2 separate regions of the Mus musculus genome follow, and region 2 is linked to region 1. The links are chromatin loops, found by intact Hi-C in ENCODE. Cell type or tissue: heart. All regions are shown on one strand. Region 1 overlaps Plekha1 (pleckstrin homology domain containing, family A (phosphoinositide binding specific) member 1). Region 2 overlaps Dmbt1 (deleted in malignant brain tumors 1).

Region 1 (4,000 bases):
TCAGCAGTTACGTTAGTTAATACCGTGTTATCTGCTGTATTTTCCCTGTGTGTATAATGTATCTCCTTTCAGAACAGGAATGTGCCTCCTAATGTTTACTGTTACCCTGCTGTCTCTGTATGTCCAGTCGGTGGAACACTGTAATGACTTGAGAATAAACTGCCCAGAGTTCATTTTCACTCACGTCCCCTTTTATTTGGTTCAGTGTTCATGTGAACAAATCAGTAGAACTGGTAAAAAACATTTTTGGTTAGTTCATTTACTTACCTTTCAGTAAACAGATTTCATTTCCAGGACAGCCAGGGTTAAAACAGAGAAACTCTGTCTTGAAAAGCCAAAAAATAAAAATAATTTTAAAAAGTTTCAGATCCTTGAATTCTTGGGGTTTGATGTTGCTATTTTTTTTTTTTTTGTTGTTGTTTTTGAGACATGGTATCACTTTGTAGTCTTGGCTGAGACTCAGTATGGAAACTGTGTTGGCATTGAACTCACAGAGATCCTCCTGCCTCTGCTTCCCGGGTGCTAGAATTGTAAAAGTGTATACCAGCAGGCCCAGCAGATCCGTGAATTCTTAAGACAGCTTCCTATGAAATTGTACAAAGAAAATGTGTGTTCAGAAAGCTTGCTCTTTTTACTTAAACAAAAACATATTCTGAAAATTAGATGTGGGAGTTGCCTGTGAAGCATGTTGGAGTCATCGAGCTGCATGGAGCCCCAGCTTACCGGTCAGGCTGACGGAGATCCCATGCTGCCTACACCTGTGGGGAGGAGTGGGCGGGGCTGAGATGTGCAGTCAGCCCCCAAACAAGTGCTCCAGAGCCTGCCTTCTGAAGTCTTCCTAATGGTAATGGGCTGTTGTGACCTGTGTGTCTAGAGCCCAGCCCAGTGCCTGCTGCCTGCCCAGAGTAAACACTTATCCGCTGAGCCGAGGACCGGGCCACTAATAGAAAATATATTGGCATACGTTTATAATTCGATTGAATTATATTCAATTTAGTCACCTGAAGTTTTAGAATTTCCAAAGACACCAGCAGTGATTTTAGATGTCTCCTTTTGTTCCTTGTGTCTAGTTCATTGTCAAATCCTGCTTTATTTCCCCATCTTCCTGACCATACCTCTGAAATGCAATGCACAATTGGGCCTGTCAGCAGTTCCTTATGGATGGGAGAGTAGCTGTGTGCGTGTGTGCGTGCATGCGTGTGTGCGTGCGTGCGTGTGTGTTTCTTCAGTGGTATACCGACTGAAAAATTGACTATGATCCAGTAAATGTCATCCCACCAATACACATGGAAGCAGCCTTTGTATAGTTAAACTCAGCGGGTCACACAAAAAGTCATGAAAGTAAAAGAGAATATAAGAAGGGTTTCAGCGTGGTGGCACATGCCTTTAATCCCAGCGCTCAGGAGGCAGAGGCAGGTGGATTTCTGAGATGAGGCCAGTCTGGTCTACAGAGTGAGTTCCAGGACAGCCAGGGTTTCAACAGAAGAGTGAGGGTGATAGAATATTGAAAAGGTAACAGGTAAGAAATGACTAATATAATGACTTCTTATATGCTATTGCTTGGGGGGTGGGGGGACTGGAGAACTCAGCAGTTAAGATTATGCAGAGGACCTGAGTTCAGTTCCCAACACCCACCTGTAACTCTAACTTGAATGAGAATGCCTCCTTAGGCTCCCGTATTTGTATGCTTAGTCTGCTGGTGAACTGGAAAGATTAGGAGGTGTGGCCTTGTTGGAGGAGTTCTGTCACTGGGGGTGAAGCCCACACCATGCCCACCCCTCCCTGTTGCCTTTGGATCAGATATAAGCTCTCAGCTACTACTGAAGTCCTGTCTTCCACAAGTGTTCATGTGTGTGTGTCCATGCCCATGTACATGTACACAGACACACAAAAATGATAGACATAAAAATGTTTAAATGACTTGAACTGAAAAATATTGCTGACCTGGTTAGTGTTTATAATGTTAATTGGTGAAATCCCAGTGGTCCACTGTACGGACATTAAAAGGAGTAACTTACTGTTCGTGTGATAACAGTGCCACCTTCTGGTATTGGTTGCTACATTTAACGTAATCTGACATCTACTTCACAGGAAGGAGAGAAGATACGTAGCAGCATAGGATAGCTTTGAAATTCATAGAAATGTTAAATCACCTTTCCCAAATAATAACTTTTGTAGAGGTAACTGTAGCCTCACATTCATAAGAAATAATCTAGAGAAGCTGGGATGTCTGTAGCAAGATGCTATCTTATCAAAAGATAGACTATAGGACATGTTGTATGCCCTTCACTCAGTTTTTCCAGTAATCCCACATAAAGACATAGTGTAGAATTGTAACCATGAACTAGGCTAGTGCTTAGTGGCAGTGCTTACCCACTGAGCCATCTTGATGGCTGATCAGGCTTGGGACCTAGCTTTAGAGAGTAGATAGGCAATAATTTTACATATGTGACCAGTGGGGCGTTTGCCTTTTAACCTCTTGGGGTTGGGATCGGATTATTTTTCCATGTGCTACAGACCCAAGGAGATAATGGAATTTGCCCAGTGTTATAGAAAGTTAAACATGATAAAATCTAGTGTGGAAAACTACCCACCTAGAGGCCGAGATGGTCAAAGAATGATGGTATAGTAAGAAGCAGTGTGGCAAAGAGGATTTCTAGAAAACCCCTGAAGAACTTGTGGATACATGATAAGGAGTGAGTAAATTGATTTGCAGTTTTTTGTTTTGGTTTTGGTTTTTTTTTTTTTTTTCGAGACAGGGTTTCTCTGTATAGCCCTGGCTGTCCTGGAACTCACTTTGTAGACCAGGCTGGCCTTGAACTCAGAAATCCACCTGCCTCTGCCTCCTGAGTGCTGGGATCAAAGGTGTGCGCCACCACGCCCGGCGATTTGTAGTTTTGATGGCTCAAAAAGGGATTGAGAATAAAGTCATTATCTTCAAGGTTCAAGGCTCCCAAGCTATGATACACAAATCTCTCCTTGCCCTAGTTTTTTTCAGAGGGAGAGGTAAGGAAGGGAAAGAATGTGAAGGGACTTTCCATGACCCAGGAGCTTGCCCCAGTTAAATCCTCCCACCCCTCATTCACTGTCCTAATGTGTTTTTCTGCACCATGATAAAACACCCTGACAAATTAGTGTAAGGGAGACAAGGTGTATTGAGCTCACATTTCCAGGTTACAGTCTATCACTGTTGAAAGTCAAGACAGCAGGAACTTGAAGCAACAGAACAGACAAATCACATCTGCAACCAAGAGCTCTCTGCTCTTGATTGCAGATGTGATAGCATCCAGATGCTAGCACTATACAATCCAGTATACTCTACCCAGGGAATAGCACCACCCAGAGTGGACAGATCTTCCAACTTCAGTTAACATAGTCAAGACAACCAATATGGATATGCCTACAGGCAGTCCCTCATTGTGACCCCTTTTCAGATGACTCAACATTTTGTCTAGTTGACAAATCAAAGTTAACCATCACATTTATTTCCAATGGGAGCCTTTGGTCCCAGGAACATCTGTGCACAGTAACCATCATGTATATCTAGCTCATAATTTTGGTTCCTGTAGGGACTGCTGTCACTGAGGACGCACCCAGATCAAGTTCTCAGCACAAAGAGGGACAAAGGGCAGGGGACAAAAGACAAAAGACAGGAGGTAGAGGATAAGGGTAAAGGGGTGACAAGGGATGGGGGTGGGGGAGGTGGGAAAAGGATTTTTATCATGGTGCAGGGATGGGAGTGGGGCACCAAAGGACTGCCTCTGGATAGGAGACAGATGTGGCATATAGGAAAATGGTGCTTTATAAAGGTACAAGGGGAAACCCCATGTTAGGATGAGGCATTTAATTTTAATTGGGCATGTTAATTAGGTGAGCCAAAGGAGGCTTTTGATTGCTGGACTTCAATGCTTTGATAGCTCATCCTTGGTAGTCGGTCTCAGGAGGAAGAAGTGGCCACATAAGGGAATAGATCTTGGGGGTATAGCTTTAGGAATGTAGT
Region 2 (4,000 bases), 120 kb after region 1:
CTCTTGTTTCTGGCTTTGGGCTACTGATGGAATAGGGGTTGGATCTGCTTCCTGTTGCTGGGATCACACACAGGCTCTAAGCAACTTGGAGGAGGGAAGGTCTCTTTGGCTTACAGGTCACCATCCATCATTGAGTGAAGCCAGGGCAGGACCTGGAGGCAGGAACTGAAGCAGAGGCCATGGAGGAGCCCTGTTTGCTGGCTTTCTGACACATGCTTAGCTAGTGTCTTATACAGCACAGGCTCACCTGCCCAAGGACAGTGGGCTGCCCTTGCCCTGACAATTATCCATCAAACCAATCCACACAGACAGGGCCACAGGCAATTCTGATCTGGGCAACTCCCAGATTGAGAGTCCTTTACTTGACTTAGTTGGAGCTATGTTGACAGTGGAGATAACGAGGACAAATGGCCAGCATTGCTGCTGCTGCTTGGGGAGAACCCAACAAAATTGTTGGGCACAGAAGTCAGGGGTGGAGTAGAGAGGAGAGATGTGGGTATCAAGCTGTTGGGTATACCCCACCAATCCCCACCCTTCCCCTTCACTCTTCTCTCTGCCCTCAGTCACGTGATGGGTGAACTTGGCTTTAGCCTCCTGTCTGTAGGGCTAGTGAAAAACAGTCACTGTTTCTTTCTTCCAAAATTAAATATTGCACATAATCAATGCTCAGATATTATAGGTAATATGTGCTATTATCAAAATACCTTCTTGGCAGGAACTCCAGGGAAAGCTTTTTGACCAACTCCCAGAAAGGAACAAACCAAGGCTGGCAATTCTCTAGTGGGACCAATCAGAGAGTGACCAGCAGAGGGTAGTAAGTTTGCGTCCTGCAGACACAGGGCCTTCTTTGGGAACACCTTGGAAGGTTCAGGTTTCCTTTGCCAATCCCCATAGCACCCTCTGAAGATCTCCAACAACAGTAACTGTCTGATCCTCTTACCTTGTCTCCACTTCCTCTCACTCTCAGATCTCAGAGTTCTCACAACCACAAAGGAGCCACCGAAGGGTACACTCAGAATGGGCTCCTGCTGTCAGGATGCAGAACCTGTTTTTTTCCTGCTATCACATAGCTGCTGTCTGTTTCCTCTCACAACACAGCACAGATATAATTGTGAGAGACATAAGGCCAGCACTCCACACAGAAGCATGCTGCCTGACCAGTCATGTGCATTCTTACAGTGCGAGAGTAGACTGGAGGGCTGGAGAGAAGACTGCTGTTAGATGGACTCCATTGTAACCTTGACCCTGATGAAGATGGAGTGGATGCAGAAGCACCCTTGTGGGTGTGTGAGTGTGTGTGTGTGTGTGTGTGTGTGTGTGTGTGTGTGTGTGAGAGAGAGAGAGAGAGAGAGAGAGAGAGAGACAGAGAGACAGAGAGAGAGACAGAGACAGAGACAGAGAGACAGAGACAGAGTCTCACCATGTAGCCCTGGCTGGAATTCCTCATGCAGACCATGTAGACCTTGATTTGCATAAACCTACCTGATTGTGTCCCAGTAGTGCAGGGATTAAAGGTGTGAGCCATCATTCCTGGACTTTGAGAAAGCAGTTTGGGACAGGGAAGTAACTAAAATATATAGGTGTTTTTTCAAAATAAAACTTAAGGAGCAGCCACTGGTCATGGGTGGGTCGTCGGGACAGCCCTGGGCATGACTTCAGAGACTATGGGCAGGTCTGTGATAAGCAGCATTAGATAAGAGCTAGACAGAGGCAAAGTTGAGTGGAGATGTCACAGAGAGGTCACAGAGCAGGGCAGGTTGGAGAGGAAAGAGGTACAGCCTAGTGGGTGAGCCTTAGTGAGAGCTGAGAGTGAAGGTGGAAAGAAACAGACATCAAATGTGATGTCCAAGTTCCAGCACACTTGTGGCTGTGCATGGTAGCATCAAAGATCCCAATGAAATACTGAGTTTAGAGTGGTTGACATGGATATCCTGGATACTGATGGAGTGATATCCAGTGTGAGTCTGGAGTTCTACACTGGGACTGTCAGGGCTAAATAAGGACTAAAGAGGTGACCTTGAGAGACCCTTGTCTAGGATGTTTCCAGAGGATATGGGGAAGAGGATACTAGGAAGACGATGTAGAAAGTAACCTTTTGGCTCCTAGGGTGGGGAATGACAAGTAAGACAGCCCTGCAGGCCAGGGGAGGAGAGGGTACATGGTGGTGCTGGCACAGGACACAGAAGCCACAGAGCCCAGCATGCCAAGAGAGCAGTTCCCGCTGTGTCAATGCAGGTTTGTCTCTGAGGCTGGTGAATGGCAGTGACCGCTGTCAGGGCCGGGTGGAGGTCCTGTACCAAGGCTCCTGGGGCACCGTGTGTGATGACAGCTGGGACACCCAGGATGCAGATGTCGTCTGTCAACAGCTCGGCTGTGGCCATTCTGTGTCAGCACCAGGAGGGGCCCATTTTGGAGAGGGCTCAGGGAACATTCTCTTGGGAGCTGTGCACTGCTCAGGATGGGAGTCCTACCTGTCCAGCTGTCAACATGACGGGTGGTACAACCATGACTGTGGCCACAGGGAAGACGCCGGAGTTGTATGCTCAGGTAGTGTTGTTGTGACCTCTAGATGTTGCACTATATGCCTAGGCAACATTGTGATTGTGTGTGTGCACACATGTCTGCCTGTGTGTGCATGTGTGTGTATGCATGTACTCACACAGCTTGAGTGTGCTTCTGCTATGAGTCATACCTTATTTAATGTCAGAGGCTCTATATCGCAGTCTCTGTTCATAGATGATGACATTGAGTGCTGAGAAGTCCCAAACTGGGAGGTGGTGAAGACAGATTTTTAGCTTCTGTCTCATCAGAGCTCACTGACACCATCACTCAGTGATGACTGGGACCAAGATTATCCTTGACCCTGAAGAGGATAAGGCGACTGCTGGTCCTTACCACCTAATTGTATAAAGCAAACGCAAAGCAATGAGTGGCCCATATGTCCTCTCTATTGGAGATTACATGATAAACAGAAATACACCATCTTGAGGGCGACAAATTCTCCCTAATCCTAATCCTAATTGATTATATGATGCTGGTATCCATTCAAATAAAGGCAGCTTTTAATCTACAAAGAAGGCACCCAGGGTTGCAGTCCATTGTATGTAGCCAAGAAGATTTCTAGTTCAACCACTGGTAGGCAGTTTTTATATCCTGGACTGTGCGCATGTCACAGGAAACAAAGAGTGACCGAGTGGATCACAGCCCACCTGAGAATGGCACTTATTCTCAGGACCATGGTCCTGCCAGCAGCCACACTGTGAGAGGCTCTATCTGCCCTTCCAGAATAATCCCTGGAAGTCACCTCTTTTGTTAGTTAGAGCCACTTTCTCAGGATTGTTTCAGCAATGGCAAATGTTTATAATGAGAGGTTATGTCTGGGTTCCTCAAGGTAGGACCAACACCCAGTGAACTCTTTCTCATTCTGCAGAAGTGTCCTATACAGCTGAACAAAGCACAGAAGGTAAGTTGTAGTAGGTTGTATCCCTGTGGCCTATTGTCCCCAGAACCCCCAGACTCACCTCCTATCAGAAGATGGGCAGAAGGAAGAGCATGTGGAGTCCTTAGCAACCAGGGAAATTTCCCAGTAAGGTCAGGCCTATAGCGGCGTATATGCCATGGATTATGGCCCTGAGTTGTGCAGGTTGGGGAGGATCAGCCAGAGGAGGCACCTTCAAGGGTCACCAAGGACTTCTTTTTTGTAGGGATTCCATTGACCAGTCTCAGTGCCCCGAGGTCCCCATGTTTCATCCACACCTTGGCCAGTCTAGGGAGCAGAATTTATAACTTCAGTGCCTGGAGAGGAAATCAAAACTCTGCTTAGCCAATGCCCTTGTCATTTCCTTTCATCTAAGGCCTTATAAAGCTACTCTGGATGCCTGAATCACCAACAAGGGACATTAAATATCCGGTTCCATCTCTTTGAGTTCCTCCAATGAGTGGTGTTGGTGGCACATCAGTACAGTTTAGACGCTGATGGCCTGGGCTTTGGGAAAGAAAA

What was found. Hi-C counts contacts between places; a loop is a spot of excess contacts. Peaks named below come from ENCODE experiments on the same cell type or tissue, not always from the same donor. Only the 100,000 strongest peaks of a DNase experiment are listed, where the experiment ranks them.
Region 2: a loop joins it to region 1, with 2.4 times the contacts of the local background. A loop is called at or near these places in 7 of 42 quality-filtered maps.

The regions. Positions count from the first base shown.
Region 1 is chr7:130,913,130-130,917,129 of GRCm38, forward strand. It overlaps Plekha1 (pleckstrin homology domain containing, family A (phosphoinositide binding specific) member 1), which reads left to right. Exons shown (of 13, transcript NM_001346515.1): 13 at 1-365. Among named protein-coding and RNA genes, the nearest start is that of Mir7061, 6.9 kb to the left of the region's middle. In heart, a CTCF peak has its summit at 2,043 (motif pointing left); no DNase peak of the experiment used is centred here.
Region 2 is chr7:131,035,587-131,039,586 of GRCm38, forward strand. It overlaps Dmbt1 (deleted in malignant brain tumors 1), which reads left to right. Exons shown (of 48, transcript NM_001347632.2): 3 at 3,431-3,463. Among named protein-coding and RNA genes, the nearest start is that of Dmbt1, 5.5 kb to the left of the region's middle. In heart, no CTCF peak of the experiment used is centred here; no DNase peak of the experiment used is centred here; H3K27ac peaks cover 456 bases.